Regions from separate parts of the Mus musculus genome. Here all the other regions are linked to region 2. Evidence: chromatin loops called from intact Hi-C (ENCODE). Cell type or tissue: heart. All regions are shown on one strand. Each heading gives the region's core, and the rest is flanking DNA. Links, peaks and the distances in the headings are about the cores only. Region 1 has its middle 39 kb from the start of Gm31482. Region 2 overlaps Rapgef5 (Rap guanine nucleotide exchange factor (GEF) 5). Region 3 overlaps Rapgef5 (Rap guanine nucleotide exchange factor (GEF) 5). Region 4 overlaps Rapgef5 (Rap guanine nucleotide exchange factor (GEF) 5). Region 5 has its middle 79 kb from the start of Cdca7l. Region 6 overlaps Rapgef5 (Rap guanine nucleotide exchange factor (GEF) 5). Region 7 has its middle 62 kb from the start of Gm31482.

Region 1 (4,501 bases), core at 221-4,220, 160 kb after region 2:
CATTTTACCGGTAGAACACCACAGCTTGCAAGTGTTAGACTATTTGCCCATTTGTTTAGTAAATGTCTCTAATTTTGTGACCAGTAGAGTAAGAGAAAGCTGGGGACACCTGACAGGCCAGAAACGGTCTCTGGATTTCTTTTCTGCATCTTGAACACAGTTTCAAGTTTTCAATTTCGATCTAAAGGAATCACTTTAAAATATGTTGTGTTAGCAAAATGCCCCAGGTTCTGGTAGGTGACATGACAGCGTGACCTGAATAAAGATGTCTTTTCATTTTTTTCTCTCTTATCCTGAAAATGCCAGTTTCAACAACAACAAAAAAATGGCTAAATGTGACAAAAATTGTAAGTGACTTCTATGTGCCTTCTGGTTTGGGCACTCTCCACACATTTTTCTGCTGCTGTTGCTGCTAAGGAAGCAAGCCAGACTGTGTCACATTTCCCATGTTGGGCCCACATTCTTCAACTGCTGACCTCTGAACCCATACCATTTCTGTTCTTGATCCCTGAGGACCATCCTTCGGGTACTCACCCATTCCAAATGCAGCCCCACATCCTCTGAGCATCATGCTGCTTTGCAAAGTGCTTTTCATTCTGCGTTCATCTCTCGTGGCTTTGTTACTGTTCTTTTCTTGTTGATAGAGTCTCACTGTGCCATCTTTACTGGTCTTAGATGTATGATTCCCCTGCCTTTGCCTCCTGGGTACAGGTCTGGTTAATAGCAGCAGCAGTAGTAATAGTAGTAGTTGTTATTGTTTTCCCAACTTGATATAAGCTAGAGTTATCTGAGAAGAGAAACCTCAAAAGAGAAAATGCCTCCATCAGACTGGCCTATAGGCAAGCCTGTCAGAAATGCTCTTAATTAGTGATTGATGTAGGATGAACTAGCCCACTGTGGGCAGTGTCACTTCTGAGCTGGCTTTGTGAGTTGTATAAAAAAGCAAACTTAGCCAGTAAGCAACATCCCTCCATGGCTTCATCAGGTCCTGCCTCAGCTCTTCTTGTTGATGGGCTGACTATATCTAACCTGTAAGCCAAATAAATGCTCCCCCACCAGTCATGGTCTGCATCACAGCAACAAAAAGCAAATTAAGATGGTGCTGGTTGGATCTAGTGCTCTCAAATCTTGACTGAAAGCATATCATAAATATAACCAGGGTTGGGATTAGATGGCGGCAAATTCCATCTAAACTGTCTTCAGAGTCAGCATGCAAACTGGAAGATTGCAGATTACCACCATGACAGCACAAATCGATCCAAGAAGTAGTGTTTATACCGTTCTGGCTACAGTTGTTTTTTTTGGGAAGTTTATGAACTATTCGCTAGGGAATAAGGACTATGGACATAGAAGAGAATCCTGCATGGCATCCTCAGGCTGGCAGTGAGATTAGTTAAGAATGGCTTAGCCACTACACCAGAGAGATTTTTCTGTGGGGCCTCATCTTTGGAGTTGCAGGATGAATCATAACCACTGTCAAGACTGCATGTTATCAACTGATAGATAACATGAGCAGGGTGGGATTTCACTGGCTGATAGCATGAGCATTGTGGGATCTCACTGGCTGCTAACATGAGCATAGTGGGATCTCACTGGTGGACAAGGATGGTAGGGGCGCTGTTCTTCAGTACAGCTAAGGAGAGGTTACTGCTAGGATGAGTTTGCAAAGTTGTAAGGGGGGGCATGCTCTGGAGCCAAGGCAGGTTCTATCTGCTCTCTACCTGGGCCACCAATCCCAGGGCCACCCAGAAACTGAAGAGCCTCTTCCCCCAGCAGTGGCCCTCTAGTGCCCTCTACTGGAACCAGAGTATTACTTCTGCTCACTTGTTTTCTTCCTAACTACTGTATGTATCCATATATTATAAATAAAATACAAAGGTTTAGAGAGAGAGAGAGAGAGAGAGAGAGAGAGAGAGAGAGAGAGAGAGAGAGAGAGAGAGAGTCATTGTGTAGCCCCCAGAGGCCCTAAAACTTGCTGTGTATCTATACCAAGCTGGCCTTGAATACGTGGCAATCCTCCTGCCCATGCCCCTTGACAATGACAACTTGGATTATAGGTGTGTGCCGTCATGTCTGGCCAATACATTTTCTTGTTCACTTTAAAGGAGGAATCTTTAGAAGAACCATGCTCCTTATTCAGAGCCTATATAGAAAGATGTATCTGGACCTGGGAGGCAGCACACTGGCAAATGCCATAGAGGGCTAGCTTGCTAATGGCAACTGGCCAGGGAGACCACCTTCTTTCTTGGCTCTGATAGTTCCACAACACTGAATGCCCAGCTATGGGGAAGTTTATACCTCTGCCCTGGATTTCAAGGACTTATTTACTATCCAACATAGGTGTTAATATGGGCACTGGTAGCCTTGAAGGAGGTAGCCTTGAAGGAGGTCATGTCAGTTTCCAGTTCAGTTTCATTGTGTTCTGTTGTGGGAGTGCTGGTGATTGAAGCTAGGGCCTCACACGTGTATGGCAAGTACCAGCCTTATCCCTCACTCTCAGAGCTACAGGTCCCCCTCCCTGTCCCCCACCCCCTCCCCCGCCCCCAGCAGTCTTGAGATGAGGATGCTCTGTGCTCTGATTCCCAGTACCTAAGTGAATTCTCAGGGACAGCACTCCTCTAGCTTTTAACTGGTCTTGCCAGCTCTGTGTCTTTGTTCATTATTCTGAAGGTTCAGCCCTCATGCTCTGCTCCCCACTGTGAGAGCAGCAGGATCTGCTACAGGCTCTCCTGCAGGCTCCTCGATAGCCTATCTGCTGTAGGCTCTCTGATGCCAGCTCTGATGCAGGAGTAGTCTATTTTTCTTTTCTTTTTCTTTTTTGTTTTGTTTTTTTTTTTTGTTTGTTTTTTTGTTTTTTTGAGAAAGGGTTTCTCTGTGTAGTCCTGGAACTCACTCTGTAGACCAGGCTGACCTCGAACTCAGAAATATGCCTGCCTCTGCCTCCTGAGTGCTGGGATTAAAGGCGTGTGCCACCACACCCGGCATATTTTTCTTGTTAGGACAATCGGTTATTGTGAGAGCGCATATTCTCAAACTGGAAGACCCTTTCTTGCAATAGTGAGTTAAATCCTGTCTTAAGTGTTGGGATCTTAATCTTCTCGGCTGTTAAATGGGGTTATAATCACCTGCTCCTGGGGCTACAGAAGCATTCACTAAATGAAATGATCTGAGTACAGTGTTGGACCGTACCAGATGCATGTTAAACATTAGGTACCAGTTACCGTGACTGTGCTGCGTTGGTGGCCGAAGCGAACTACGAGCTAAGTGGTTGCCTTCCTCACAATGGTAACCTGTTTGGAACCATTTACATCTGCTACCATTACTTTATAAATGACATTTCTAAGTGTCATTTATTAATGGCTTAAAGGAGAAATGAGTGAGTCTAGGATTTCTTTCACTCCGCCTGGATTTTCTCCTGGAGCAGAGAATTCATGAGGGTTTGCTTATGATCTTTCTCCTTTCTCTTTAATTCAGTGGATGATGGTGTTCATTACCCACTTGAGGTAGCATTAGAATAAATTAATATTAAAATATTTAAATGTAGAGCACTGCATTAGAAGCGCTATTAGGAAGATTTATCACCTGCAGTGAGAACTCAGTGCTCCATTAGCTCCAGAACCTCCCCAGGAAGTTTGGAGACCCCAGTTCAGATCATTACCTCAGTCCCGCTTCCCCTTTCTGTCCCCAGACTGCTGTCTGGACATCTGTTCTTGGGCTTACTGAGGGTCTGCTCTGCTAACTCATGTGTCAGATCAGACACCTGCGTTCAGCTGTGTGCTCTTTGGTATTATTAGCCGGTGAGCCGTGTCAATGAGCCGTTCAGGTACTACGGCCTGAGCTGAACTGTGCCCTCTTCTAAACTCACACGGTAGTGTCCTAACTCCCAGTACCACAGAGGCTGCTGTGTTTGAAGATAAGGACCTAGGCAGTGGCAGCTATGTTAAAAATTAACCCATTGTAGTGGACTCTAATCCAATTTTATAAGTATGACTGGCATACTTATAAGAAGCAGAAATTGAAGTACAGAGATAAGAGTGTGTGAGCAGATGAGTGTCAAAGAGGCAGCAAGATGGCAGCCTTCTGCAAACTGGCCACAGACCCTTCCCACGGGGCTTTTGGAGGAAACCAACCCTACCTATACCCTGATCTTGGACTTCCTAAAGTAATCTGTTATTCTGAAACAAATCCTAGTTTGGCATTTGTTGCAGCCACTTTAGCAAATGGATACTGTTAGCAAAGCAGAGACATCAAAAACCTCGGTTACTGGAAACACATGATGTATTCCAGAAGCAAAACAACTGTGAGCTATGTTTCCAACTGAGGGCAGAGCCATGGAGGGATTGGAAGTACACACTCGGGACATACACAGCCTGACCCAGACCCTGCACTTGCTGGCAATGAGATCCTGAGCAACTTGCCGTGGTGTCCTGAGCAAGAACATGCTGGAACAGCACCTCCCTCACAGAGCAGCTGCAAGAACCATAAACTCTAAGGTGAATGC
Region 2 (4,501 bases), core at 244-4,243:
GAGGCCAGCCTGGGCTACAGAGTGAGTTCCAGGACAGCCAGGGCTACACAGAGAAACCCTGTCTCGAAAAACAAACAAACAAAAAAAAAAACCATAACAAACAACAAAAAAAGAATGGTTAGTTCAAATAGTTTACCTGACTCTGAGGAACAGGGTTACCCCCATTTGCCTAGTACTTGACCCTGATGTGCATAGGACAGATGGAAAGCCCAAGCCCAGAAGGGGAGACTGGCCTGCAGAATTTGCATTGATTGGTCCGCTTGGTCCACATATTAAAAGGTCTTGTACAGGCATATTCTTTACTAGCCCCCATGAATTGACTGGTCTTCAGAAGGGCATCTTCTCAGGGTCAAGCAAGGCCCCAAACTGCACAGCCTTTGGGACACAAATACCATGCAGTCAGAGAAGTCCCAGGAAGTTTGTGCAAAGGCTACTTTCAAAAGAACAGGAGTCACAGGGTCAAAGATGCTGATTTGTCCAGGCTAATCAGGACTGAAACTCAACCACTTTATTTAGGAACACAGTAAATAGGCTTGCAGTCATCACAAGGAAGTTTTAAGTGGAGAAAGCCTCCTCTCAGACAGGAAAGACTTCATCTCCTCAAAGTGGCCCCATGCTAGCTACCCACCACATCCCACAGGGCACTCTTTGAAAGAGCAGGGAAAGAAGCAGATACTGTATTTGAATAACTTTACTGTATTAGACCAAAGGTAGGAACTCATAAGCTACCCAAGAGGATGAATATTCATGTGGATAACACACACCAGGTCCCTTAACAAAAATAAATAAATAAATAAATAAATAAATAAATAAATAAATAAAAATTTTCTTTGCATGTCCTCTGTATCCCCAGCATTTGCAATCCTTAACAAGCCTTTTAATAGCATGGATGTTACCTGCTTGTAACTGGAAGGCTACGGTTTTATGTATTCAAGGGTCAAGCACAGACTGGAGCCCAGCCTCTTCAAACTTGTGAGGAGAGAAGCAACATACTGTAGCTGAGCCAGGCTTGGCTTTGAAAAGCATCGACTCTCAATCAGGTTCTTATCAGGAAGAACCATCATACAAGTCAGGATGGAATTACTAGGTTGTCTTTCTTGTTACTGTTAATTTCTCAAAGTTTACTCATTCTCTTCTCCTCCTGTCCATAGGTTTTTTTTTTTTTTTTTTTTTAAAGAGTGTCAGGAAAAAGTCCATTCTGGATAACTTAATTTGGGCTTCTGTTTGAATACGGTACTACAACTGGCCTCTTTCCCTGCGGTACCCTGACAACCAACTCAATCCTTTCAAATTATCTCTTTTGGGGGGAATAAAGACTATTTCACAGAGAGTTGGACATTTGTTTCCTCAAACAGGGCAAGAAGCTTGCACAGCACCACCTCTCTTCCTGCTGGGGACACTGTGGACAACATTCTTTTTTTAAATTATAAAATCCCCTTTATTATTTTTTTCCCTCTTTAAAAATACATTTGTAGAGAACAGATTTGTGTTTATACAGGGACATTAAGTGGTTTTCTGGCATCATTTTAAAGTCATTTAGAAAGGATGGCAAATTAGGGGGCCGAATGTGGAATTGCGTAGGTAGAGCTTAATAGCTTTCAAATATCAAAAAGGTTATTAAAAGCACCACAGGATGGAGTTTTTAGCTCATAAATAGAAAACAAGAATCAAAAGACTTCAGAGGACATTTCAGTTAGAAGTCATAAGAGTGAAAGGACATAAAGCTAAGAGAGGCACAGAAGAACGGGTTTTCCTTTTTAAATTACCAACAGTAATAGCAGTGATTTACCAACCACAAGCCTAAGACAGTCCAAGGACATCAGAGAAACTTCATAGGCAAGGTAGGATGTGGGCTCCCCCTGGAGGGCTGGGCAGAACTTACAGGGGGAAAAACAGGCAAAACAGGAAGCAAAGCAGAGCACTCATTGGCAGGGGAGGCTAACAGTGTGGGCTGAAGACCAAAACAAAGGATCCAGGTTGAAGTCAGTTAAGATGAAAGTATGTGCAGGAACCAGGGGAGGTTGTACAACTCAACTGAAAGAGGACAATGTCCCTGGGTATCTTTTCTTTGACCATCCTTTGTTCTAAGTGGGATAGCGCACAGGATGAATATATATCTTCTATCTTCGCTCTCCAGAAGAAAATGGTGGCTTAGTGACTTTATTTTTCTAAGCATGGTACTTATTATAGGAATAAACAGATCCTTGGGTGTCCAGTGACCATTTGTACCGGTAAGTGACTGTGACCAAATACTCCTGTTCAGGCCAAATGGATGAAACTTGCTGACGAATGTGGCATTCTACAGTCCATTCTCAAGCCAGGATCTGCCATTTGCATCCACAGTAATCAGTATGACAGAAGATTGCAAGCAATCTGGAATTGATACTAAGGCTTGAATTTTTAAAATAACTTGCATTTTTTTAAAAAATTAGGGCAGGTTCAGGAGTTACATTACACAAGGCTATCTCAACCACAGACGTTCTAACTTGCTATCTGGGGGGAGGCAAGATAACTCAGTACCCTCCTGCCCCTTCTTTAATCTGAACATAACCAGGGATTTCTACACCTCTACCATGTATAAAAGACAGGAAGTGGTAGAAGAACCCTATCAGAGAATAGCAGTCCCTCAAGGTTAATGTCAGTCACCATGGCTATGTCTGATTAGAAGGGCATGTCAATCCTTCTTAGAGATCGCCTTGGAATTTGCTGAAATGTGCCTTGACCTCTCTTGAATACATATGACCTCTACAAGGAACATATTAAATAAAGGCCACTGTGTTGCCATAATTCAGTGCCACTGGAATCTACACTCCTATTGCATGGCCCTCTGCCTACGGTGGTGAGGACATAATCACAGGCCTCTAACACTTTCATAACTTGTGCTTACAACTCTCAGAAGGGGTGCTGGGATTATCCCCTAGCTTCTGAGAACACATCATAGCAGGTGTAGAAAGCCGAGGTAATAAAGCTAGACCAATGTAAATTCAACCACTAAAACAGCACTTGTTGTCTGTGTGACCTTGGTCAGGTCACTTGACTTCTGTGCCTCGGTTTCCTCACTTACAGTGCCCGTCTTAAAGAATCTTTCTGAAGTGAAGCCAAAACTGCAAGGCATTCTTTTAGTGCAGTGCCTGACATGAAATATGTGCTCAACATCCAACCTTCCTATCAGAAATGTATCACTAGTATAAGATGTTCCTTTGTGAAAAGACTGAATGAACTATTCAATAGGATCACTTTAGCTAATAAGAGAAAGTTATGTTTGCTGTGGTCGGAGGAGTGCATCTCTTGGAATTTGTAGTCTCTACCTGAAAAGTAAGGGCCGTTCACTTGTCTTAAGAGTTAACGGTATGGGACAGTGTGCTGATACCTGAAGAACTCTATTAGTGATTCAGCTGACATTTCAATCTGCAACTCCTTTCTGAAATAAGCTCTTCACTATTGCCAAGGATAAACAAGGCATGTCATTAATCCCCATACCATGACTCAAGGAAGCCTCTGCTAATTAATTTTAACTATTCAGTGATTCACTCTCTTCAGGTGATAATGATTCACATGTTTTGATTTGCCAAACATGGCTTCTAGATTATTTTCAGAAATGTCTGTTGGACTCCTCCTTAGCACAGTCACGACTTGGACAGTGCCTAAGATGTGAGTTATTATTTCATTCCAACTTCGGCCCCGTCATATGTTTAGACCTAATTTAGATCATCTACTCATTTAGCAGTGAATTAGAAGCATCGTGGTGCAGCTGGTAGAACAGGCATGCCTGGGATCAGAATAGCAATGGAGCCATGTAGGAGCCAGAAGGCATCTTCTGCAGTGTGTCTTACCTCCCTGAACTTGGAAAGAGTGTTCCTACCACTCAAACAAGTGGGGATCTGCAGGCAGGCACAGAGCACAGTCCCAGGACAAAGGAGATCTCCTCTAAGAAAGAGCAGCTTACAGGGGTACCTAACAGCACCTACTCACAGGTCACAGATGCCAGCTCTTGCAGGAATGAGATGCACAAGCTCCAGCAATAGCTTCACTCCCTTCTGCCATTCTTCCTCTCTTTCAAATTCGCAGTACAAGTAGCTGCACTCATCCGAAGAAAACTGGTAGAAAACATAATTATCTTGAAAGTATAGATGTTGGTCCACTGTTCGAAGCAAACAAACAAACAAACAAACAAACAAAAAAAAGTTGTGGTTTAGAGTCATAAATCAGATAATAAACCGAAAAGTCCAATAATTAAGGAGAATCCATAGACAAGGCTGTACTCAGACATCTGAGCTTCATTCATGCTTACACGCCCAATCAAAATGAAAGGATGCACTGGCTGGTCAATTTCACTGCTTGAACTTTGATATATTCACATATATGCTATGTTTTCTGCTTCACAGACAGGTGATGACCAAATCAATATCGCTTCAAAGAGAGCGGCAGGCAAAGCCGCATAAACACAGCACGATAGCAAGTTTCAGTTAGCAAGATCAGTGGCTATCAACTGGGGATGATT
Region 3 (4,501 bases), core at 163-4,162, 130 kb before region 2:
TTCCCAAATTTAGAATATTCATGGTCTTTGAAAGAACACTGCATTATCTAAACAAACCTTAACAACCAAACCAAGGAAGAAAAGCCATGCTAATATTTGATATTAGCATTCTAGTCAAAGAGGAATGACTTCCAGAAGTGACAGTTGCAGGCAGGATGTGATCTGTAGGAGGAGGCGACTCTTGTACAAGGCTACTCACTTTCCTCTGTTTCTGCCACAGTTCCTCTGTGCTGGAGCCAGTTCTCCTTAAGACTGAATTGGTGGAAAAGGGCTTTATTCTGTAAAGAAGGAGAAGAAGAACAATGAACAAATGGATTCTGGCCCTCTGGAAAGTCAAAGCTGTTTCCAACATGTTCCAAAAGAACTAGCCAATTTTTTTTTTAACATATAAAATCTACCCATCCAATCTTAAGAGAAAAAAAGTTGGAGATCCTTCAATCAACAAATGTACGCGTCAGGATTGTGAGCCTTAGAGTGGAGCTTGGCCAAGGCCATAGCAGGCATAAAGTTCCTCTGTCTATTCAGAGCCTGTTACTAGAGGAGACTCCAGAAACACCCATGATTCTTTAGGAAGACACTTTCTCCATCCCAACACAGGCTCTGAGACACAGTTGCAACAATCTCAGTTCCTGCCTTTTCCAGTTTGAAGAACTCTGTGAGGTCATTTCCCACTCCCAGCACTGGCTACCAGGGTTACCCACATTCTGCCTAACACTGACCAATGTCCTCTCCTGTGTTCCTCTCAAGTTCGGTGGAAATAAAACACACTGGCTATTATCTCTCTTGTCATGTTGAAAGTGTGAAACTCTTTGGAAGACTTCCTTACTCTCGGAGTAAGAAAATCCTTCACTTAAGATTCTTACTTGGATTCAGAGGGAGGGATATGAGCAGTTTAAAATTCAAAATTTTATCAATTTGAGAACAGCCGGGAAGTTCTGAGACTTTAAAATGCACCAAAAAGGATACACATTGTCGACAAGTCAAAGGTCCATATACAAATAGGTTGGAACACAACAAGGCAGGAAAGTGCAGGCCAGCTGCATCCCTGGATTTCCCAGCTCACCCTGATGGACTAGGGGCAGTATTCACTTTAAGTTGGACAGGGCAAGCTGTGTGAGCCACACCCCCTCCCCTTCTCCCTCAGACAAGAAAGCCTTTGCCTACCTTCTTCTGTGGTGAGTATTCATCAACAGTGCTACAAAGAGAAAGGTAAAACATGAGATTCCCACAGAAGACTCATTCTCAGGAACACTGTAGAGAATGTTAATCTTTAAAGAAGGCGAAGAGGAACCAGTGAGATGAATCACTAATTACCAAACCTGACAGCCCAGGATCTACACAGTGGGATGGCAGAACTGAACCTAAGGGTGGTGCTGAGTTATACAGGAAAGCAGACTAAGCAAGGGGGACGAGCTACAGGGGACGAGCCCATCAGCAGCATCCTCCATATCCCTACCACAGAATCTCTAAGTTCCTGCCTTGATTTCTCTTGATGATAGACTGCAATCTTAAGCCAAGTAAGATCTCTCCTTCTAAGTTGTTTTTGTCAGTGTCTTATCACAGCAAACACTGTGGCATACCCCCACACCCAAACAAGTAAGTAAATAGCTAAGTAAGTAAATAAATAAATGTCATAAAAAAAAAGAAAAAAAAAACCAGGACAAAATAACTCTGGTACAGTGGTGCATGTCTGTAATCCCTTCACTCCAGAGGCTAAGCAGAGGCAAGATGGTGATCTGTCTGTACTACATCATGAATTTCAGGCCAGTCTGGACTACATACCATCTCAAAACAAAATACAAAGACAGAACACATTATTTATTAGTGTACTATGTCTAATGCATCTGTCACTGTGCTCTAAGTTTCAAGTGAAACAGGAGAAAAAAAATAGAAGGTAGCTATTGAACACATGCATTGTGTTTTCTACTTCCAGAAAGTAAAGCTAATACTTGGGAGGAAAACTGGGTCTGTCAGCCTATTGAAACACAGTAGACATGAATAGAAGGTAGGGGTAGGGGTGCTCTTTCTCTCCCCCTACCCTGTTTGAAAAGCAACACGCATTAACAAGAAAGACTTTGTCATGTAGTAATAGATCTGTGGTGGAACCATTTTCTAGCTAAGTAATCCAGCATCGTCTCTAGATGGGTCTGTAGAGCAGAAATGAGGACACCGTGCGGTTCTACAGATGCATCTCTAACCACTGACCCTGCATCACTGGGGGCCCCGATGGCTATCTCCACTCTGAAGAAAGCTGCACACACCATCAGGCTAACCATCCACACCAGGTACTCATCATATACTCAGAAAGTGACACACTGGCCATCCAGAGAACTGTAATGAGCATAACACTGGGGCCCAAGTCTCGTTATAAAATGGAAAGACATGTCACAGTCTTATACTAAATAAGTAAACACCCTTTCTTGGTGTGCGCATATTGAGGACCCCCTTCTGTGTGTGTGTTGGGGATCCCTGTCTCTGTATGTGTTGGGAGTCCCCTTCTGTGTGTGTTGGTGACCTCTTCTGTGTACGCATGTGTTGAGGACCTTGTTTTCTGTGTGTGTGTGTGTTTGGAACCCCCTTCTGTGTGTTGGGGACCCCCATGTGTGTGTGCTTGTGTTGGGGACCTCCTTCTTTGTGTGAATGTGTTGGGGACCCTGTTCTCTCTCTCTCTCTCTCTCTGTGTGTGTGTGTGTGTGTGTGTGTTAGAGACCCCTTCTGTGTGTGCATGTGTTGGGGACCCCCTTTTCTTTGTGTTTGTGTTGGGGGATGACCCACAGCTTTGGTTTGCTAACCCTAACCCTCACCTCCAGCCCAACTGTATCTTAACCCAATTTTCTCATTTCAATTTGCCATTTCCACTCTAATGTAAAATTTTAATGGAATGTACTAGATTTCAGTGACATGGTTAATCTATTTAAGTGCACTAAGCCAGGCATTAAGGTTTCCCAACTGTAACAGCTCTGCCTTATAGTACAGACCTCCGCCAAAGGAGAGATTAATTGTCATAAGGTTTATCTTTCTTTCCCCTTTTGATTCATTTACTAATTTATAATTTCACATCAATATTAACTAGGCTGTTCATATTTAATAGGATACAGACTGTGATCACCATAGTTTATTACATTCATTTCTAAAATACTGTCCCACCTTGCACCTGTTTTCTCAGGATGCAATTCTGACAACCTGAGATGAAGGCTTACGCATGCTGCTTAAGACTAATCTATACATGTCTTTATTTGTAACGGGGACCCTTCACTGCAGTTAAATCAGGCTTTAAATCTCAAACCAGTTATCCGGCTGGCCTGAACCGGCATTCCTAAGAAGTGCACTCACTGTTGCCCAAGTCGTAAAAGTGTCCAGCTTGATGATGCTCTTGCTTGCAACTGCAGGACAAACTGGACAAGCTTGGCAAAGACTGCATCTCAGAACCGAGTAAGGACCCTATGGTCTCATATACAAAATTAACAGAGATGCTGCTAAAACCTAGAAAAGTCAGGTGCTGCCACATTGAAAGATTTACAAGTGGTACTTATGGGACACTTGGGCATGCCAACAGTTAATAGAAGTTGATTTTCTCCAATCTTTCTAAACCGATATGGAAACCTCACAGATCTCATAATACATTGAGCCTATGTAATTCTCTGTGACTCACTGGGACCTATTTATAAGTCCTTTCTTCCCTATTCCATAAAGATTACCCAGAGCCCCCAAACAATAAGCTAAATATGTAACTTAAAATTAAGGAATAATTTACTATTTTTATGTACTCAGGCTGTCATGGCTCATTCTGCTTTGACCATGGAAAAACATAAAATAAAGAAGGAAAGGTCTGGAGTCTGATTCGTTTTCTCTTATTTTGATCTATAAAAAAATAAAAACAAGCAATTTACTGCTAGAAATGCTAAAAATTAATTTTCTCTGCACAATGGCCCATAGTTCTTTCATTTGCTTCTGCGTTCCCCTAACTGCTACGAGCAAAGCTAAATACTCACTGACGGCGGTACACGCCAAGTATCTTCTGAAACTCTTTCAGCTCTTTCTCAAGAATCGGGTACTCATAGACATCATCCAGCACGTTCCTGTATATGGTCTGCGGAGAGGATGGAGACGACAAACGGCAAACATAACACTTCAGCGTGTGTTCGGTGAGGATTTCAATGAAGACAGGGTTGGCCATACAGCTCAGTGGTCAAACACACGTTTAGTTTGTGTTAAGTCCCTGAGTTCAATCCCAACACCGCCAATGAAGAAAAAGTCTCAGGTAATGGCTCTCTTATTCCAGGAAGTAATGTGGTCTCCAGCCACTCAACAACCTGGTTGCTTTTAAAGACTGTAGCAGATGCTGAAAACAGACATCTCTTAGTTGGCTACTACAGACATCCACGAGTAGTTCAGATCTCAAAAGAGAGTATCTGCATGACTGCTTGGAAGGAAAATATATTAAAATAACCAGTGGGCTTAAGAAATAACATGAGTTAAGGCAGAGGGACAGTGAGATAAG
Region 4 (4,501 bases), core at 268-4,267, 73 kb before region 2:
CAGAGTGAAAACAATAATCCAATAGACAGTTGGGATTCTAACTTAAATGTTGCCATTATTTACTTTGCTAGCTTCAGCCAGGAAAGGTAGATGAGATTTTAAAATGACAAAGGAAAGGAACCCCGTGCACAGCGGCAGGGCTGGGTCATTACTGTGGAATAAGGAGAGCAAGCAGCAGACTTGGGCTGACATTGCTGAACTGCAGTTTCCTCTGGGGCTGTGTGCTTTAACTGAGCTTCCCTGAGCAGGAGCAGAGGCCTGGGGTTGCAAACTAAAACTCATGAGCACTCAACTTAGCAAAAGTATTGTTTCAACAGATTCTCAAGATACGAGAGGTTAAAATACGGGCAGAAGGCTTGGGGTTTTAGATAATGATTGTAAAAATATCCAGGCGCCTAATATGCAGACATTCCTTTATGAAAAGGTGCATCAGTTTCAGCTCGGTTACTGACTGGCTCAAGTGGGGTCATCCTGCAGATGGAGAGTTAAGCTGGACGGGAAAGTCTGTGTAGGGAAAGGCGTAATTCCAATGTTTGTTTAAACATTTTCCCTCTTAGATGCAAACATCAATCACACGGCATTCATGCAAGAACTAAAACTTCAAAAGGTTTAAAGGCAGCAGCAGCAACAACAACAACAACAAAATAATCATAAGCCAAACTGCAAATCTTCACACTTGAAATTTCTTGATCCTTTAAAAACCTTACCAGTGACTAGCATTAGCTTCAGATTTCTACATTTTGGGGGAAATCTCAATCTCACTAGCTGTAACTATAGTGTTCTGTATATTAATAATTACAAAACAAAGGCAACACAGGTGTCCTGTGAACAGCACACAGAGTTCTGCATAGTTCCTGCAGAATGAGACTCTACCATTTTTCTTTGAACAACTCTGCCCGATTTTGAGTTGTCACCAGTTCAATGCATCTGATTTGCAATCATCCATAAGATACAGCATTCATTTAAAGGACTACTAGGAAGGCAGAACACCAGCAATTGCACTATGATATGTTTTCACACTGTCAACAGACTCATGATGCATTTTGAAATAAAAAGGCACAAGAAAGCTGCTAGTCTCCTAATTAAAATGAATCTAAAGGAATAGAAGCTTAAGAAGTTAATTGAAGCTACATATTAAAATATATAAATATCCCAAGGGTATGACTAGGTAAGGATTAGGCTGCGACACAGGCAAACTATGAAAAGCAAAGGATGCTTTTAACACCTTAAAAAAGTACTTGGACTTCTTGGTAATACCCAGCAAATGGCAGATGCTGAATCTTCCAACTATAAAGCCAACAGGTAGCCCTACAACATTTCAATCTCAAGGCTCTGAAATTATCTTTATCATTCCTTCTACTTGAGATACCAGTCCTTACAGTGCTAAGCTGCCAAACTATTAAAAATATTCCATGTTAACAAGCTGAACAACTAGCCATGGAGGTCCCAAGCCATTGCTTGCTCAGGAAAACCCTGTCACACTTGTATCGACGGACCTGTGGCTGAAAAAGCAAATAGCAGTTTCTTCTCCCCTGGCAGAGTTTGAAAATGTGGGGGAAAAAAAGTTATAGCCAGAGAACCAGAGAAAGACAGAGAACTGATCTCCTTTGTGAGCAGTCCTGGACGGCAAGAGTGAAGTCTTACAAATAACAATCAGAGGATCACAATATGTGGCAAGAGAAAGCAGCTACATTGTCTTCCTAGCCTGAGGGCAGCATTCTCAGCTCTAAGGCTCCAGCTGAATAACGGCTTTGAGGGGACTAAGCAGCTCGTTCCCCACCCCCCCACCCCCCAACCCGGGTTTCACTGTATCCACACAATATCACTCTTGTTGGAACATAGCATTCAGAAGCCACTGGGAAGTCTCCATCCGACCCACCCTCAGTGAGAGCGGCTATAATCTGTTTTTCTGTCCTTATCTATTTCTAGAGACCCAGGGTAACATTCTTTTGGAGATGAGACCCATGACCAAGATGAACACAAAAATACATCAGCACATTCGTTTAAAAAAATTATATTCTCTGTACTATGTAATGGAACAAGGTTTCCAGTGTAAGACCAGGAAGCTCACTATTATGATAGATATGCATGCATTCGTAGTTAAGTTTTTATATAACTTACTTCTGAGAGGAGCTTTCCTACAAACCTAGTCCCCAAATCACTAGATTAAGAGTTCAGAGCATCTACTGTCTTTATAGTAAGAAGGATGCTTTACAAAGGCCAAATCCTAAACAACCACAATAAAATATTTGTGCCTTCATATATACAGCCAAGCAGAATCATTTTCCAGCCATTAGACCCACATCCCCAGGAGGAAAGGGCTTACCTGTTCCAACTTCTCCGATTCTTTTTTTTCTGTCTGTAAAAACTGACAGTTTTCTCTTGCCAGCTTGTGGACCAGCTCAATACGTCCGATATCATCTCTCTCTTGAAGCTTGCACATCACCCCAGCCTTCAGAGTTGGAGAAAATGCGAAGAGATACTTAAATCCACAGTCCCAGGACATGACACCACCACAAAGTTCACCTTATAATAAGCACATTTTAACTGTGACCTGAATTAAATCATGGCCTTCGTAAAAGATTTTTGCCTCTCCAAAGTTAAATCTGTGTTATTTTAATGCAGAGCGATACCATGCTAGAGACTTCAGATTGAGAGCATGTATCAGTCTACTTTAAGAGCTGGAAGGGCAAACTAAATCATTTGCTACTACGTGTGCGCCTGATATGCTGGCATTTGTTTGTTCCTGACAGCCTGTTTCCTGTTACATAAGCAAAGGCTAGCAAAAGGTTAAAAATTCATGGGAAAGTTAGCCAGGAACCATTCTGGCAAAAAGGGTGAAGTGATACTGAGTCCTAAAAATAACAGTCTACAACTTCCCAATTCTTTAGCCGGAGTGGATCATTCCATGGACAAATACAGTTAGCAAGAAAGTTATGGGATAAACTTTTTTCACAACTGGAAAATTACTATGAGGACATAAGTAAAAGCATTCGTGAGCCTTTAGAAACAATTCACTAAGCATCACACATTTCTTTATATATTGAGTTCTTAAGCAGGAATAATATAGGAAGATGGTGACTCGTTTAGAACAGGAAAAAAAAGAGGCTATTCTAACACAGAGACTATAAACTATTTCTACTCAAGTCCTTTCTCAAATGGTTCACACAGACAAACTGAGGCATGATCTAATAAAGAAACCTGAAGCTAACTTGGCAAAATTAGTCAAAACCATTGAATCTTTATTTACCCAATATAACCTACAGGATTTGAATATACTCAGCAATGTGACCAAATATGGGAAGGGGATTTGTGAGAGCTCCCAAGTTTCATGGTCTTAGCAGTTTGTATGAAAGTCACCCCCACATTGCTGAGTGGGTATCACAGAAATACAACCAGACATGCAAAACAACAACTACAACTTTATTTCCAAAGGCTCAGAAGAAAGAAAATTCTCCAAGTAGCCATCACAGACCCCTAGGGGGTAGCGTGCAGAATTCTCCCACTAAAGTGTATGGCTTGTGCTTATAACATTCCTCATGAGTGGCGTTTTAGTTTCTTTCCTAAGTTGCCTTGCACAAGGACCTCATCTTATCTTAAGACATCCTGTACACTGGTGGAAAGCCAGAACTGCTGGAAAGTCCCGTACAACCCCAGAAGTTATTTAATGTCAATCCATGACCATAGTTTTCCCTTTTAAAGCAACTGGAACAAGGGCTATCCCTTATCCAACAACACAATCTTTCTAGTATTAAACATACATACTTATTGCAACATCACTTAATATTTTCGAGATACATATCTCTGGGTGTCTATTTTATTTTATACATTGTTCAATAGACTTTGAAAACCACCCACTTAAATCCTAGAGCTATAGGATTAAACTCCTCGAAGTCCCTCACATACCTCCAGTTTGCACTCAACAGAGGTTATAACACAAACACACACACACACACACACACACACACACACACACACACACAAACACATACATGAGAGAGAGAGACAGAGACAGAAACAGAGAGACAGACACAGAGAAAGAGATAACAGAGGCAAGAAAGAGACAGACAGAGAGACAGGAGAAAGAGAAACAGACACACAGAGATACAGAGGAAGAAACAGAGAGACACACAGAGAGAGACACACACAGAGATACAGAGAAAGAGACACACACACAAAGAGACAGAGGAAGAGACAGAGACACAGAGAGATACAAAGAGACAAATAGAGAGACACACACGCACAGAGAGAGAGAGAGAGAGAGAGAGAGAGAGAGAGAGAGAGAGGTGGTATATGACAGGAAAGAAAAATAAAGTGTAAGGGGGGGGACAGAGCAATAATTAGAGGTCACCTCTGAACCTGGAGATTTTCTAATAAGATGGCATTTGAATAGAAACCTAAAAGAAGCAAAGAAAAGATGGTGTCAACCCCCAAAGGAAGAGTATGTTACCCAGAGAACAAAGATCCCCAGGGTTGGTGTACTTGGCATGCTGAAGGACCA
Region 5 (4,501 bases), core at 56-4,055, 180 kb before region 2:
AAGGTGTGGCCTTGTTGGAATAGGTGTGACCTGGTTGGAATGGGTGTGTCACTGTGGGTGTGGGTATAAGATCCTCACCCTAGTTGCCTGGAAGTCAGTCTTCCACTAGCAGCCTTTGGATGAAGACATAGAACTCTCAGCTCCTCCTGCGCCATGCCTGCTGGGATACTGTCATGCTCTCACCTTGATGATAATGAACGGAACTTCTGACTGAACCTGTAAGCCAGCCCCAATTAAATGTTGTTTTTATAATACTTGCCTTGATCATGGTGTCTGTTCACAGCAGTAAAACCCTAACTAAGACAGTGGGCTTTGAGGCCTCCTCCTATGCTTAGGCTCTGCCTTGTGTGGAAGAGAACCTCCTCCTCACAGCCTGTGGAAGATAGACTCCTGTTTGTAGAACTCTTAGCTCATTCTCCAGCACCATGTCTGTCTGGATGCTGCCATGACTCCTACCATGATAATAATGGACTAAACCTCTGAAAGTATAAGCCAGCCCCAATTAAGTGTTTGCCTTTCTAAGAGTTGACTTGGTCATGGTATCTCTTCACAACAATAAAACCTAACTAAGACATCTAGTATCTCCAAAATAGAAGGACTGTTCAAAGTGGCCAGGCATGGCCAGGCAGAGAAGGGACAGCTCCACACCCACTTTCTGCTGCTCTCAATTGCCTGCTCATCCCCATCTATCTCTTGACTTCAAGACCCTATTTGTGCTCTGTCTTGGGTCCTTAGTGGTCTTTGTGCACAATAGAAAATGGAGTTTTTTCTAGCCCTGGAGGCTGGGTAGCATTTGGACAGTGGCCTTGTTGAAAAGTGTGGCCACAGCTGGGCATGGTAGCCCATGGCTTTAATTCCAGGACTAGGGAGGCAGAGACATGTAGATCTTGGAGTTTAAGGCCAGCTTAGTCTATAAAGTGAGTTCCAGGACAGTTAAGGCTACACAGAGAAACCCTGTCTCTGAAAGAAGAGATGGGGAGGAGAGGGAGGTAGGGGAGGAGAGGAGAATGGAGGGAAGGGGAGAGGAAGGGAGGGGAGGGGAGGGGAGAGGAGAAGAGAGAAGAAAGAAGAGATGAGAGTGGTCACAAACTCCACCCACATCACAGAACAACCAATCTGGAAGAGCAAACTTTGGTCTTGCACAGCAGCCTGAATGATGGAAGTTGAGGGTTTCTCTCTTCTAGACCTGCTGTCAAGTCAAGGGGAGGAGGAAGGTAAGAAAGCCTTCCCCAATGTAATTTTTGTGCTTCTGGTCCTTGCTGCTCTGGCAGGGCAGAGCAGGGGATGAATTCTTCGCATCCTAGCCCATGAGACTGCACAGCTGAGCCTCATCTGATCTCTTCTGAGAACTCTGTTCCCAAGCCTTAAGGAAGGATGGGCTAATGGTGCCCTAGCTTCAGGTGTAGCTGTGGAAACCCTACTCCATTCACCATTATAATTTGTGTTCAGGAGTGTGCTGGGATGGGCCCTAGTTCCAGGGATAGAGAGACACCAGGATGCTGGGAAGAGTCTGAGAGGGCTCCCATGGCACCCTAACAGGTCCACCAGCTTTTGACCCCAGTTAGGCAGGTCATCATTATGCTCCCATATATGGTCATCACTCATAGAAAACCGTGTCTTTTACCCAAATCTGTGACAGTTACCATGGCTCTTCCAATAATCACACGAGCTCCTATCATTTTTTTTTTAATTGGGTGCATGGAGACAGGTTGATGTCCGGAGGAGGCTGCCTATTTCAGATGTCCTCACTTGGCTGGGGATGAGCTGCTTGGTTGTAAGGAGGGTCTCTCCTGAGGGGGAGAGATGCCAAGGGTCCACGATGAGCATCCAGGGACTGGATGGCAATAAAGAAGAGTCATTTCAATGAAGAGGCGCAGAATGCAGACAGGGGAAGTCCACCCCTGTGACATTCAGTGCTCCACAGAGATAGGACATTGTGTAGCTCATGGGTGGAGCCCTGAGTTTAGCCTGTAAGTCAATGCTGCCCAGCCAGGATGACCATATGTGTCTCCATAGGGTGTAGCTAGGGTCAGGAAGCAACCAGAAGTGAGGTTTTGGCAGGCTGCAGGGCAGATGCAGCTCTAGGGAGCCAGGCAGGCATCTTCATTCCCCCAGAGGGTGAGTGGTGGGCTAGGAGAATGCTGAAGCCTGAGGTGACCCATCCTCCTTGCTGACAGCTCCAAGGAGACCCTTTCCAGTTAGGCCTCTTACACTTAGACACCTGTGTTTAAGAAAGAAAAAGTGTGTTGCACTGAAAAAAAAAAGAAAGAAAGAAAGAGAAAGAAAAGGCAAGAAAGAAGAGAAAAGAAAAAGGAACGAAAAAAAAGAAAAAGAAAGGCAGAGTAACCTCCAGGGCCACATCCCAGTACAGCTGCAGAGCTGACACAGGCTTTGTAGATAGAACAGCGCCCCCTTGTGTCATTTGATTTAACCAGGCCCTCTGTGAACACAATTTCTCACGTAAATTATGCGCAGGACCAGTATACGTCCACCAGATGTCGCAAATGTCTTAGTTATTATTGGGGCAAAGAGCATGTTATCAGCAATTGAGTATCCGGTGCCTCAGTAAATAAATACATTGTGGACAAGAACTTTCTCAAACTGGATCTTCAACCCCAGACTTTGAAGGTGGTGGAAGGGGGACCAAGGACTTAACCTTATCTTCAGGTTAAAAATGAGTTTGAGCTTAGGCTACATTGCACATGCCCGTAATCTCAGTGCTTGGAAGGCAGAGCTGAAAGGATCTAAAGTTTGAGCTACCCTGGTCTACATAGTGAGTATCAGGACTTCCAGGAATACACAGAGAAATTATGTCTTGAAAACAAACCAACCAACCAACCCAAAACATCATCATCAACATCAAAACTTCTAACATTCAAGAAGCAAAAAAAGGACCTGATCAACAAGAGGAAAGCCATGCCTACTGATGGAAACCCAGCCAACTTCCCAGGGCTAGTGACAACATGGGTCTTGAACCTACAATCACCACTTTACTAAATATTCTCTAAATACATTGTAACTGTTTTTCCTTATCGACGCAGAGGAATATAGTTCTCACCTCTCATCAAGGAAACTTCTCTTTGCAACAGATGAAGACCGTTACAGAAAACCACAACCAATCAAAATACAGAGTGTGGAGCCCAGTCTCAATGGATATCTATATCTATAAAACAACTCTCACACCTAAGGCTCAGGAATCATTGCAGAAGAGGGAACAGAAAGATTATAAGGGACAGAGGATCAGGGAGTTTTCTGCGAGATTGTGTTTCCTAGGAATGTCAGAAGCTAGACCACAGAGTCTCACCATCTTGATCACCTGAACATGAGCTGAACACAAACAATAACATGTATGTAATGTGGTGAATGAGGAGACCCAAGGGGCTCAGCCCTATACAAGGTCTGCAGACAACTAAGGAATGCTGAGAGCAGGAGAAACATATTCTCCAAGAGAAAGCACACCAACGAGTTATTCAACACCAAAAGGTTAGCCCTGAGAATACACACACACACACACACACACACACACACACACACACACACACACACACACATTCACATGCACACCCAGGGATAGGGTCCTGGACTTGGCCCCAACAGTGTACATTCAATGGTGGTAGGACTTGCCCGAGAACCACACCCCTTGCAAGGACACTGAGCATGTCCTGCTGTGTGCTCATTGTGTGAATTTATGTCCTATATCTTTTTCTATCTGCATTTCCTCACCTCTGTTCTCCCTGCTGCTCTGCTAAGCAGGACCTTCTATTCCCTGTAAACATGCTTTAATGATGGCATGGCATCTTTACAAGCAACTGCCTCTAATAAGAACTCAGCACTGGGGATACTCATTTTCTTTGGGTCCCAGTCTCCCCGAGGAAAGTTTATACTGTTAGACTTAGTCTTGTTTTGTGGACTGCTCCTCTCTCTGCTATACCATGCCCTCCCTGTGTTAAGGGAGCAGGCCCTGGTGTGTTGGTGTGCTGGTTCCTAGGGCTTTTATGTGTATTTTATTGCAGACTACGCCCCTCACAAGAGCGCTGAATCAGCACTGGGCACAGGGCAGGAAGGGGCAAGGCCTTCCTTTCCAGCCTCCTCCCTTTTCCCTTCCTGCTCCTTCAGAGGCCAGGCACAGGCCAACTGAACACAAAGGAGTACAATCAGTTATTTCTTACAGCAGTCAAGCCACAAAAACAACCCCCCCCCCCAAACCAACCTACAGAGGCAAGCCTAGGTCTACACCAGCTTAAAACCATAAACAACAAGGGCTCTTAATGACTCCCAGTGCAGATCTCTTCTATGGCTTGTACTGTGTTCAAAACTAGTTGATCTCATGACTCATGATCCTTCACACACACAGACACACAGACACACACACACTACAGTTTAGTACCTTTGACTAGTATGTATATTCAAATATCTTTACTTATTCAACAAACATTTGGTGCCTGTTTTTTTGTTTTTTTGTTTGTTTTTCCCCATAGGCATACTGGCTAGTTTTATGTCA
Region 6 (4,501 bases), core at 79-4,078, 120 kb before region 2:
ACTAACATCCGGAGTATGGGTTTACTTAGGAACAACTATATCCATCCACCCCAGTGGTTGTCCGTGCTTAGGAAGGCAGAATGCAAGGAGGTAATGAAAGTATTCATCTGCACAGGGAGACCTCTGACAGCAACCTGCCAACAGCAACGTCCACAGGAGCTTGGTGATGGGAATTCCCAGCGTTCTGCACCTACTCACATTCCCTCAAATGTGCTTAGCACTTCTGTTTCACCTGCTTTTCTACTTCAGGAACAGTTGAATTTAAAGCACCATAAAATAACCTTACTTTAGCTTTGACTTCCGGAGCCAAGAAAAGCTTTGAATTTGAAAGACCCTGTTTTGGGCAGGTTACCATTAATTTGTTGTTGTTGTTGGCACTGACAAAATGTATGTTGTAATTTGATTAAATATAAGTTTTAAAAAACACACACACATTCAGAATTTGAATCATAGGTCAATGCCATTATAGCTAGGGCTCTTTTCAAGTGTTTATTACATTTCTAAACAGCATCCTGATGATTTTAAAAACAGCTATTTAATAGCTTTAAAATGTATTCAATTTCTGCCTACTTTTACAATTTAACCCAAATTTTGACTTTATGTACATGTCAACACACACACACACAGAGAGAGAGAGAGAGAGAGAGAGAGAGAGAGAGAGAGAGAGAGAGAAAGAGAAAGAGAAAGAGAAAGAGAAAGAGAGAGAGAGAGACTCATTTATTTAGTGATATTTATATAGCAAACCTGAAAATCCACCCTTTAAAAGACAGAGACTTACTATAGACAGAGACTTGGGTATGGTTTTCAAATTACCAAGTATATTTTTATTTTAAGTTCTAAAACTGTTAAGGAATCCCACCATCTTTCTTCCTCGGGGATGAATATAATTGCTCTTTTGTTCTTAGGTACTGTCAAACTCACACACTGCTTTAGGAGGCTTTCTGGGAGCATGGAAGAGCAAAGCACACAGAGCCCTCCCCCCAGCTCCCGTCCCTCTGCAGACTGGCACACAGTAGAAGGATATACATGGGGCACCTGGAGATAGTGGGGTAGGAGTCCTCTGTGTAGCTGCTGTCCCAGCCAAATTAGTTGTTTCCAATGTCTGAGCACAACTAGAATCTGTTTCTTGTGTGTGTGTATGTGTGCCTTCCAATCTGTCTGGGAGAATCAGAACATGTCAGGAATTTATTATCAGGCCTGTGGTGTTGGTGCATCCTATAATCCCAGGACTTGGAAACAGGAGGAGGGATGTGATTTCTGAGGCCAGCCTGGGCTACATATCGTACTCTGTAGACTTGTACTTTTGTAAGCCTTCAACTACAACACGGTAGTGAATAGTAACAGAAAGATGGTATATTCTAATTGAAAGCAAACCTAGAAAAGTAGGTCGGAGCTGATTCCCGTTGGGTCTCTAAGAGTTGGCTGAGGGGGCGCACGGCTCCTTTCACAGGCAAAGGGAAATAAGCAGAGGCTTTCGAGGCAAAGAGTAACAAGGAAGTTTCTGAGCCAGCCACTTCAGGACTGTCATAGTGGAGAGGACGGAATAAGGAGAGGGAGCTGGGGTTCCCTCTACAAACTGCAGACTCTGGGTTTCTTACGGTGATCTAACTAAAATAACTAGGCAAAAGTATGAAAGATCAGAACACGAGTTATGGGCTGGTGAGATGGCTCAGTGGGTAAGAGCACCAGAATGCTCTTCCAAAGGTCTGGAGTTCAAATCCCAGCAACCACATGGTGGCTCACAACCATCCGTAATGAGATCTGATGCCCTCTTCTGGTGTGTCTGAAGACAGCTACAGTGTACTTACATATAATAAATAAATAAATCTTTAAAAAAAAAAAAAAAAGAACACGAGTTATGCTAACAGGAGCCGTATGCAGGGAGGAAGCCTGAGGCTATGATGAATTCTCACACATCTCCTGGAAAAAGACAACTTCCGGTCTAGCGCAGGCTGAGCAGGATGGGTTTTTCCTGTGTGGACAATGATTAAAAAAAAAGAAGAAGAAGAAGAAGCAAGTGGGGAAGAGAGAAACAGGGGTGGGAAGCAGTTGTACAGCTTCTGGGTGTTAAATACTGGGAAGAGGTATAACAGCAGAACAGTCAAGGGCCATTGGACTCCGGGTTGTACGGACGGGGCTGGGCTGCAGTCCTCAGTGGGGCGCTCCTTGTTACGCAGAGGGACGTACAGACTAGAGGGAAGAAAGGCTATTCTCATAATCTGCTGCTGCAGTTTGAACCACTCTGCTTGTCCCCAAAGACTTGTGATCCAGTTGTAGGTCTCATTGATTAGAGACAGCAGTTGCTCTCACAATTGAGCCAGGAGGGGAAAAAGTATCTTCATGATCAATGCTACAACATTTCACTTAACAGCATAGATCAGATTGGAAACCGTCAGGGGTACAAAACGTTTAATACTAATTTGTCAGCGGCTACCAATAAAAATTAGCATCCTGGTTCCAAGAGCCACTGGGTTTAATACTGTGACCTCTCTGAGCTACTGCTGGCTCCCATGATTAGCATCACACAAAGACACAAGCTGTGTTCCTAAGTGCTTGTCAAGTAAACATGCTACAGCTTCAGGAACCAGAGGAAAATTTAATTTAAACATAATATCTTAAATTAGAAGCCTGACACATGGCTACTTCAAGCAATTAATAATCATTCTAACAATCGAATCAATTCAGGTCCTGGTGTAATATTTTTAATTCTAAAGCACCAAGAATGTCCAGCCTCTGTACACCAACTCCCCACCACTACCACCACTCTGCTGTTAGGCCAAGAAAACCCAAGTTTACTTGGATCCACACCTGTTCCTGGCTATGTGACAGAATTCCAGTCCATACACAGAAAGACAGAACTAACAATCTTGTGGAAGGACTGAGGCAAGTTACAAATTCATAAATGTTATCAAGACATACAAATTGACTGACTACACATTCAAAACTCAAACTATTAAGCCACAAACGTTTTTTCAAAAGCCAAATTGTGTGGGTTGATATGATTGTGTCTGTGATCAGAAGAACCAGGCAGGAGGGTCAAGAGTTCAAAGTTCCCTTGGGCTACCCAATGAAAACTTGTCTAGGAAGAAACAAAACAAGATGATCAAACAAACAAACAAAAACAACCTAATCAACCAAAAGTCACAAAGCAAATATATAATCCATGCATCCAGCCTTTCCTTCCTTCCAGACAGACAGACCTCTCCTCAAGCTTTACTTGAAACACTGAAAAGCATGAATTACAATTGAGTTTTGCTCACTCTCGCCTAAGTCAAAAGAACTGAACGACCATGAAATGAAAGCTCTATCCATGTGTACTGGGACAGCCACCTGGAAGAAATCCTGGCTCTGACGGCAGAGTGGCCCAAGCAGCAGCCAACACATTTTTCCACGTGTGTTTACATAAGAAAAAGAAAAAAAATACACCATGTTGAATTTACACCATTAGAGTTTTGCTACAGTATGCAGCCATGTCTAATTCTCAGAGGCCCAAGGACATGATTATGTGATCTGGTTCTTAGATTTCTCAGCGGAGCTGGAAGTGAACACAACCTTCACCATGAGTTTTCTGAATCTATCCAGACTGACCTCGGTGCCACTGATCTTGAGAAGCCATTTTATCCACGTGTTCTCTCGTTTAGTGAGAACAGAGGCTCTCAAACAGCATGCACACTGTCAGAAGTGTGAGATGTACATGCCAGATCAGGAATCATCAGTTTCATGGAAGCTGGAAAGCAAAGCCCCCAAGTTCAGCTCAAACTCCACCAAAGGCCTGAGCGTTCATGGTTTATGTGGCCCACTATGAGCAGAAGATCCACAGTTAGGATGGAATGACCATCCGGGTTGGGACTGTTCTCTATGCTGGAGATGGGACTTGTACATTGTACTGCTGAGCCACTTATCCATGCTTTATATTTTCCCTTAGTAAAAACACAGGATAAGTCCCTTTAGTAGCTTGCTATACCACAGCACAGTATGTGGTATCAAGAAAGTCCAGAAAAAAATGCAGAAGGAAAGTACTGTGGCCAAATGTGCTGTGGGACAGTGGACAGTGCCAGGAAACTTTGAAAAGTTGAGTGGGTTTGGAAGCCCTGGCAGCCCATACATACCACAGGACAGTAGGTGCTTCACTAGTTCCTGACCAGGACCCTGTCACATGAGCACAGTACCCCATGAAGAGGGCAGCACTTCAAAGCTCCTCCACATGGAGATGAGGCATCCCTAACATCTCAGACCTAGCCAACTGAACACATCTGCTGTCAGACTCTACCCACCCCAAAAAATATACAGGGCCCTATATACCAAAAGAAATAAAGGTGCGGGAATTGTTTCACCAAAGATCGTCTGGGAGCATCTGTCATATGAGAGCTATAACACAGGTAGGAAGAGAGTGGAAGCTGCCTGGGCCTACCATGTCACTTCCTGCCACTGGGTGGGGTGGCCCCTGACCTTGCTTCCTTGCCAAGAAGTGCCAACTCCAGGGTAGTGGTGGTGGCTGTGC
Region 7 (4,501 bases), core at 268-4,267, 180 kb after region 2:
AGCAAATTGTGGGGGAGGAAGGAGCTAATAAGCAGCACCATGGCCTCTGTATCAGCTCCTGTGCCTTGTGTGAGTTCCTGCCCTGACTCCCTTCAATGATGGACTACGATGTGGAAGTGTAAACCAAATAAACCCATTCCACCCCAAGTTGCTTTGGTCATGGTGCTTATCACAGCAATAGAAACCCTAAATAAAACACCTCTACGGGATATTCTAATTTCTAATGTCTGCTTAGGAAATCTAACTGGAAAGGGGCTGGCACACTGTTGCCACTGTGGGGTGTCCCTGTACCTGGGCAGTGGTAGCAACCATGCCTAGCCTTTCAGCAAAATGGAAGGGACAGGGAGATGGAGTGGTTGAAGAGATGTGTCCCAAACCAGGCCCCAAGGACCTTGCCTTGTTTCTGCCCCTTTTGAGTTCACTTAGCATGGTGACCTGAGCCTGTCACCTGCTTCTACTCTCTGGTATAGGACAGAAGGTTCTTTGGTTCTCATTATCATCTCTCAAAGCTTAAGCTTCCCCTCTGGGATGCTTACTCTCAGAAGAACCCTCTCAGACCTGTCCCAGGGAGTTGCCTGCTACCTCTGGTGCTGGACCCCTAGGGTGTTCACAGTCCCCCTCTCCCAGTCTCTCAGGTATCCAGTCAGTTATTTTCAATTCAACACACACCCTTGCTCAAGACCTAGCCAGTTTTCATTTGACCCTGTTCTCCTAGGGTTCTGCCTTGCATTAACCATCATGACTCCTCTGTCCACTCTCATTCAGAGTGCATCCGGTCAAGGCAAGTGGGCACTCTCCCTCTCTCAGTGGGCACCAACATTTCTCTCTAGTCAATGGCTATTTGTACTTCCTCTATGGGTGTCTGTTTGCAGGCTCACACGAGATCCTCAGCAACAGAGAGCATCCTATCCTTACACCTGCTTAGCTTTCCCAGGCAGATTCTGGAAGGCTCTTCCCTCCATCTTAAAGGCTGCTTCGTACAGAGGTAGATGACATCTGTCTTACCTATGTAGACTGTCTTTCTACACAGGTGAGGATGGAAGTCTCACGGATAATCACTATCTACTAATTGACTATTACTTGTTTCTTGGCCACTGAACTCAAACATGAGGGCGTGATCCTGCTCTGAGGGACCTAAATCTGAACTTACACGCAGAGCTTCCCAAGGTTGTGTTGATGGCAGGTCCAGTTTGATATGAGGGCTCCTCAGTCACATGGTATTTTTTTTTAAACACTTAGAAAGGCACACAAACCAGAGCACATTTTGCTGTGCATTCACAACATAATATTTTTCAAAGGGAGAAATATATAGGTAGAACAAGTGTAAAACTGAGAAAATCCTATGAATAACTTTATCTATGTGAGTAACTTACGTCAGGGCTGACCTGGGCCACCTCCCCTGGCAATGGCATGTGCCTAATCAGTTTATGAGAACAGATGATCTGCTACCAAGCCGCCACAGAAACTGCTGTAGCTGCGAGTGCCTCCACCCACATCTGAAACAGGTGGCCAGACTGCTGTCCTTGACCCTGGCTTCCCTTCTGCCTGGCCCTTCCTCCTCTTCCCTCCAGGTGCTGCCCTGTATATTGACTTTTGAGGTTCTGTTCCTCATCCAAACCAGTGCCATTTCCTCTTCTGGTCCCACCCATCCTTCCCCTAGTTGAGAAAGTTCTCAGATTTCCCCTTGCTTGTCCACGATTGTCTGATGGGGGAGGAAAAAAAAGCGAGGGGACTTTATTATCTGAGCCATGGCCTTTAGGGTGTGACTCCCTCCCATCTGTCAGGCCTCACAAGGACAAGCACTCTTGCCAACCCAGAGGCTAAGTGCAGGACAGTGGGAACAGGGGGCATTTGAATAACTACACCTCCCCTTTTTTTCTTTCTACTGTCACAGGAGATCCTTCTTTTAAAAAGAGAAATTCAGCCTTGAAATGCAGACCCAGTGGGGAATTTGGAACTTAGTTCCAATAAAAGGAGAAGACTAGTCCTTCTTTGAAGGCCTGGCCATGACTTCAGGGGAGCCACATCCATATAGATGCGGCTCCAATAGTGCCCCCAAGAGAAGACTGACGTTGACTGAAGCATCCTAGACACAGGGAAATACAGACTTCATCTCCACAGGCTCTGCCCCTAATTTCTGACTCATTGGATCCTTATCAGCTGTCTTCTGGGTCAGCACACAGCAGAATGAGGAAGATTGTGAAGAGACTCAAGACCAGCAACAAGCCAAGACAGCTTCACATTTTGCAGTGGAAAAATTGCAAGTAGATGAAAGTTTAGAGAATGGGTTTAGAGAATGAGGTGAACCGTTGCCAGCTTGAATGAGGCTTCTCCGTTGCATGTCTGCCTTCCTTTTGCCCAGGATGTTTTTGTTGAGCATGAACAATTGCAGCAGGCAATAGCGACATCTGCTGTTCACAACTGCCTCAAACCTGACAAGGAGAAGACTGTGGCTCTCACCCTCCCAGCAGTTCCCTGCAGATTCCACAGAAACCAAGTGCTGCACTCCCCTGTAATCGTCCAAGGTGACATTGGGGATTTTATTTTTAACACAGAAAAAGCAGATAAGGCGTTTTCTTAGCTACTTACATATACTCAGTATAGCATTCTTGGACCAGAGGGACCCACCTCTCCTGTGACAGGGGGGCAGGGTTTAAACATTGTTATATAAGAATAGAACAGGAACGAATGCCTCACAGGTTGATGGGAGATTAAAACAGAAAATATACTTTGCAGGTTAAGGGTTGTGTTAGTTAAAAAGAAGTTTCTGTTTGTTGATGCTAAATCTTAGCTAAGTCGGTTTGCCCTGAGTTAAGTCCTTGCTAAATAAGTTTTCTACTTGTAATTAAGAGTAAGTTCCTGAAGCCGGGCGTGGTGGTACACGTCTTTAATCCCAGCACTCGGGAGGCAGAGGCAAGCGGATTTCTGAGTTGAGGCCAGCCTGGTCTATAAAGTGAGTTCCAGGATAGCCAGGGCTATAATACAGAGAAACCCTGTCTCCAAAAACAAAACAAAGCAAAGCAAAGCAAAGCAAAGCAAAGCAAAGCAAAGCAAAGCAAAGCAAAGCAAAGCAAAGCAAAGCAAAGCAAAGCAAAACAAAAAAAGAGTAAGTTCCTGTAGGTCAGGTCTGATGTAAACTGCTTGTGACCCCATTCTCGAGGTATCTACCCTTGCCTTTGTTTCTTCTCTTTTTTTTTTTTTTTTTCCATTTTTTATTAGGTATTTAACTCATTTACATTTCCAATGCTATACCAAAAGTCCCCCATATCCACCCACCCCCACTCCCCTGCCCACCCACTCCCCCTTTTTGGCCCTGGTATTCTCCTGTACTGGGGCATATAAAGTTTGCAAGTCCAATGGGCCTCTCTTTCCAGTGATGGCCGACTAGGCCATCTTTTGATATATATGCAGCTAGAGTCAAGAGCTCCGGGGTACTGGTTAGCTCATAATGTTGTTCCACCTATAGGGTTGCAGATCCCTTTAGCTCCTTGGCTACTTTCTCTAGCTCCTCCATTGGGAGCCCTATGATCCATCCATTAGCTGACTGTGAGCATCCACTTCTGTGTTTGCTGGGCCCCGGCATAGTCTCACAAGAGACAGCTACATCTGCGTCCTTTCAATAAAATCTTGCTAGTGTATGCAATGGTGTGTTTCTTCTCTTAAATTGTATCTTTTTTAAACAATGAATAACTACCTAACCTCTCTCCCCTGTGAATACCTCGTCTTTCTTATAAAAGGAACTTCAAGAGGAGTGGGTGCCTCAATTTATGGGGAGACAAGGCTGGCAAGTCCCAGGTGCACTCAAATACAGCTTACTCTAATTTGGACAATTGTGGATCTGATCCTTTCTTTCTTGCCAATCTCAGGATCAGCAGAGTACCAGACACTGTTAGCTTTTACTCTTTCCTTTTAATTTCAATTTCTCCTTATATAAGCTAAGATTTGGCTCTGGGTTCTACTCCCTGGTTAACAGCTGTTATACCCTTCCCCACCCCCATGCCTCAGAAGCCTTATGTGAAAAGCTACCAGCACTTTTAACTCTTGTTTGACTTCTTGAGGAAGCTACATTGGAATCAGCCACTGCTGTTTGGGCAGCAGGCACCAGCTACTTTAACATCACAGACTCTGTGCACTCTATGTGACTCTGACTTTTTTGCCCCAGTCCAGGGTAGAGGAGCACTCCTCCAAGGGGCCCCACAGAAGACCCATGATTAGTTCAAATAGGGTCTTTAATTTGCCTGAATCACTAGTCTGTGATTGGAGCCAACACTCTGGGTACTCCATTTCTAGCTGTGTAAGTGGGCTATTCAGCTCACTTTAGGAGTTCACTGGAAGACAGCCTCCTGTGTCTCCCAACAATTGCAACATTAGGCCAATAAAAGGCTTCTACAAAGTATCTTTCCCGCCTACTTTTTGTTAGTAGCATGTGCTGATGGGGCAACACAAGAGAAGACAGTGAGAGCATCAGCTGAATTATAGTCATGGTAAGAGGGCACTCGAG

What was found. Hi-C counts contacts between places; a loop is a spot of excess contacts. Peaks named below come from ENCODE experiments on the same cell type or tissue, not always from the same donor. Only the 100,000 strongest peaks of a DNase experiment are listed, where the experiment ranks them.
Region 1: a loop joins it to region 2, with 6 times the contacts of the local background. A loop is called at or near these places in 17 of 42 quality-filtered maps.
Region 3: a loop joins it to region 2, with 2.4 times the contacts of the local background. A loop is called at or near these places in 2 of 42 quality-filtered maps.
Region 4: a loop joins it to region 2, with 2.3 times the contacts of the local background. A loop is called at or near these places in 4 of 42 quality-filtered maps.
Region 5: it touches region 2 in a loop (6-fold over the local background); 41 of 42 quality-filtered maps call a loop at or near these places.
Region 6: a loop joins it to region 2, with 2.2 times the contacts of the local background. A loop is called at or near these places in 2 of 42 quality-filtered maps.
Region 7: it touches region 2 in a loop (4-fold over the local background); 8 of 42 quality-filtered maps call a loop at or near these places.

The regions. Positions count from the first base shown.
Region 1 is chr12:117,424,850-117,429,350 of GRCm38, reverse strand. No RefSeq gene overlaps it. Among named protein-coding and RNA genes, the nearest start is that of Gm31482, 39 kb to the left of the region's middle. In heart, for the core only: a CTCF peak has its summit at 1,788 (motif pointing left); a DNase peak (open chromatin) is centred at 1,750.
Region 2 is chr12:117,583,683-117,588,183 of GRCm38, reverse strand. Rapgef5 (Rap guanine nucleotide exchange factor (GEF) 5) reads right to left here. Exons shown (of 26, transcript NM_001373989.1): 5 at 3,973-4,141. Among named protein-coding and RNA genes, the nearest start is that of Rapgef5, 52 kb to the right of the region's middle. In heart, for the core only: no CTCF peak of the experiment used is centred there; a DNase peak (open chromatin) is centred at 1,873.
Region 3 is chr12:117,714,896-117,719,396 of GRCm38, reverse strand. It overlaps Rapgef5 (Rap guanine nucleotide exchange factor (GEF) 5), which reads right to left. Exons shown (of 26, transcript NM_001373989.1): 14 at 3,993-4,090; 15 at 1,165-1,195; 16 at 200-278. Among named protein-coding and RNA genes, the nearest start is that of Cdca7l, 130 kb to the left of the region's middle. In heart, for the core only: no CTCF peak of the experiment used is centred there; no DNase peak of the experiment used is centred there.
Region 4 is chr12:117,656,229-117,660,729 of GRCm38, reverse strand. Rapgef5 (Rap guanine nucleotide exchange factor (GEF) 5) reads right to left here. Exons shown (of 26, transcript NM_001373989.1): 9 at 2,327-2,452. Among named protein-coding and RNA genes, the nearest start is that of Rapgef5, 120 kb to the right of the region's middle. In heart, for the core only: no CTCF peak of the experiment used is centred there; DNase peaks (open chromatin) are centred at 2,739 and 3,599; H3K4me3 peaks cover 2,381 bases; H3K27ac peaks cover 2,380 bases.
Region 5 is chr12:117,762,990-117,767,490 of GRCm38, reverse strand. No RefSeq gene overlaps it. Among named protein-coding and RNA genes, the nearest start is that of Cdca7l, 79 kb to the left of the region's middle. In heart, for the core only: no CTCF peak of the experiment used is centred there; a DNase peak (open chromatin) is centred at 2,490; H3K27ac peaks cover 731 bases.
Region 6 is chr12:117,700,117-117,704,617 of GRCm38, reverse strand. The region is part of intron 11 of Rapgef5 (Rap guanine nucleotide exchange factor (GEF) 5); the gene reads right to left. Among named protein-coding and RNA genes, the nearest start is that of Cdca7l, 140 kb to the left of the region's middle. In heart, for the core only: no CTCF peak of the experiment used is centred there; no DNase peak of the experiment used is centred there.
Region 7 is chr12:117,401,615-117,406,115 of GRCm38, reverse strand. No RefSeq gene overlaps it. Among named protein-coding and RNA genes, the nearest start is that of Gm31482, 62 kb to the left of the region's middle. In heart, for the core only: a CTCF peak has its summit at 2,408 (motif pointing left); DNase peaks (open chromatin) are centred at 1,555 and 2,405.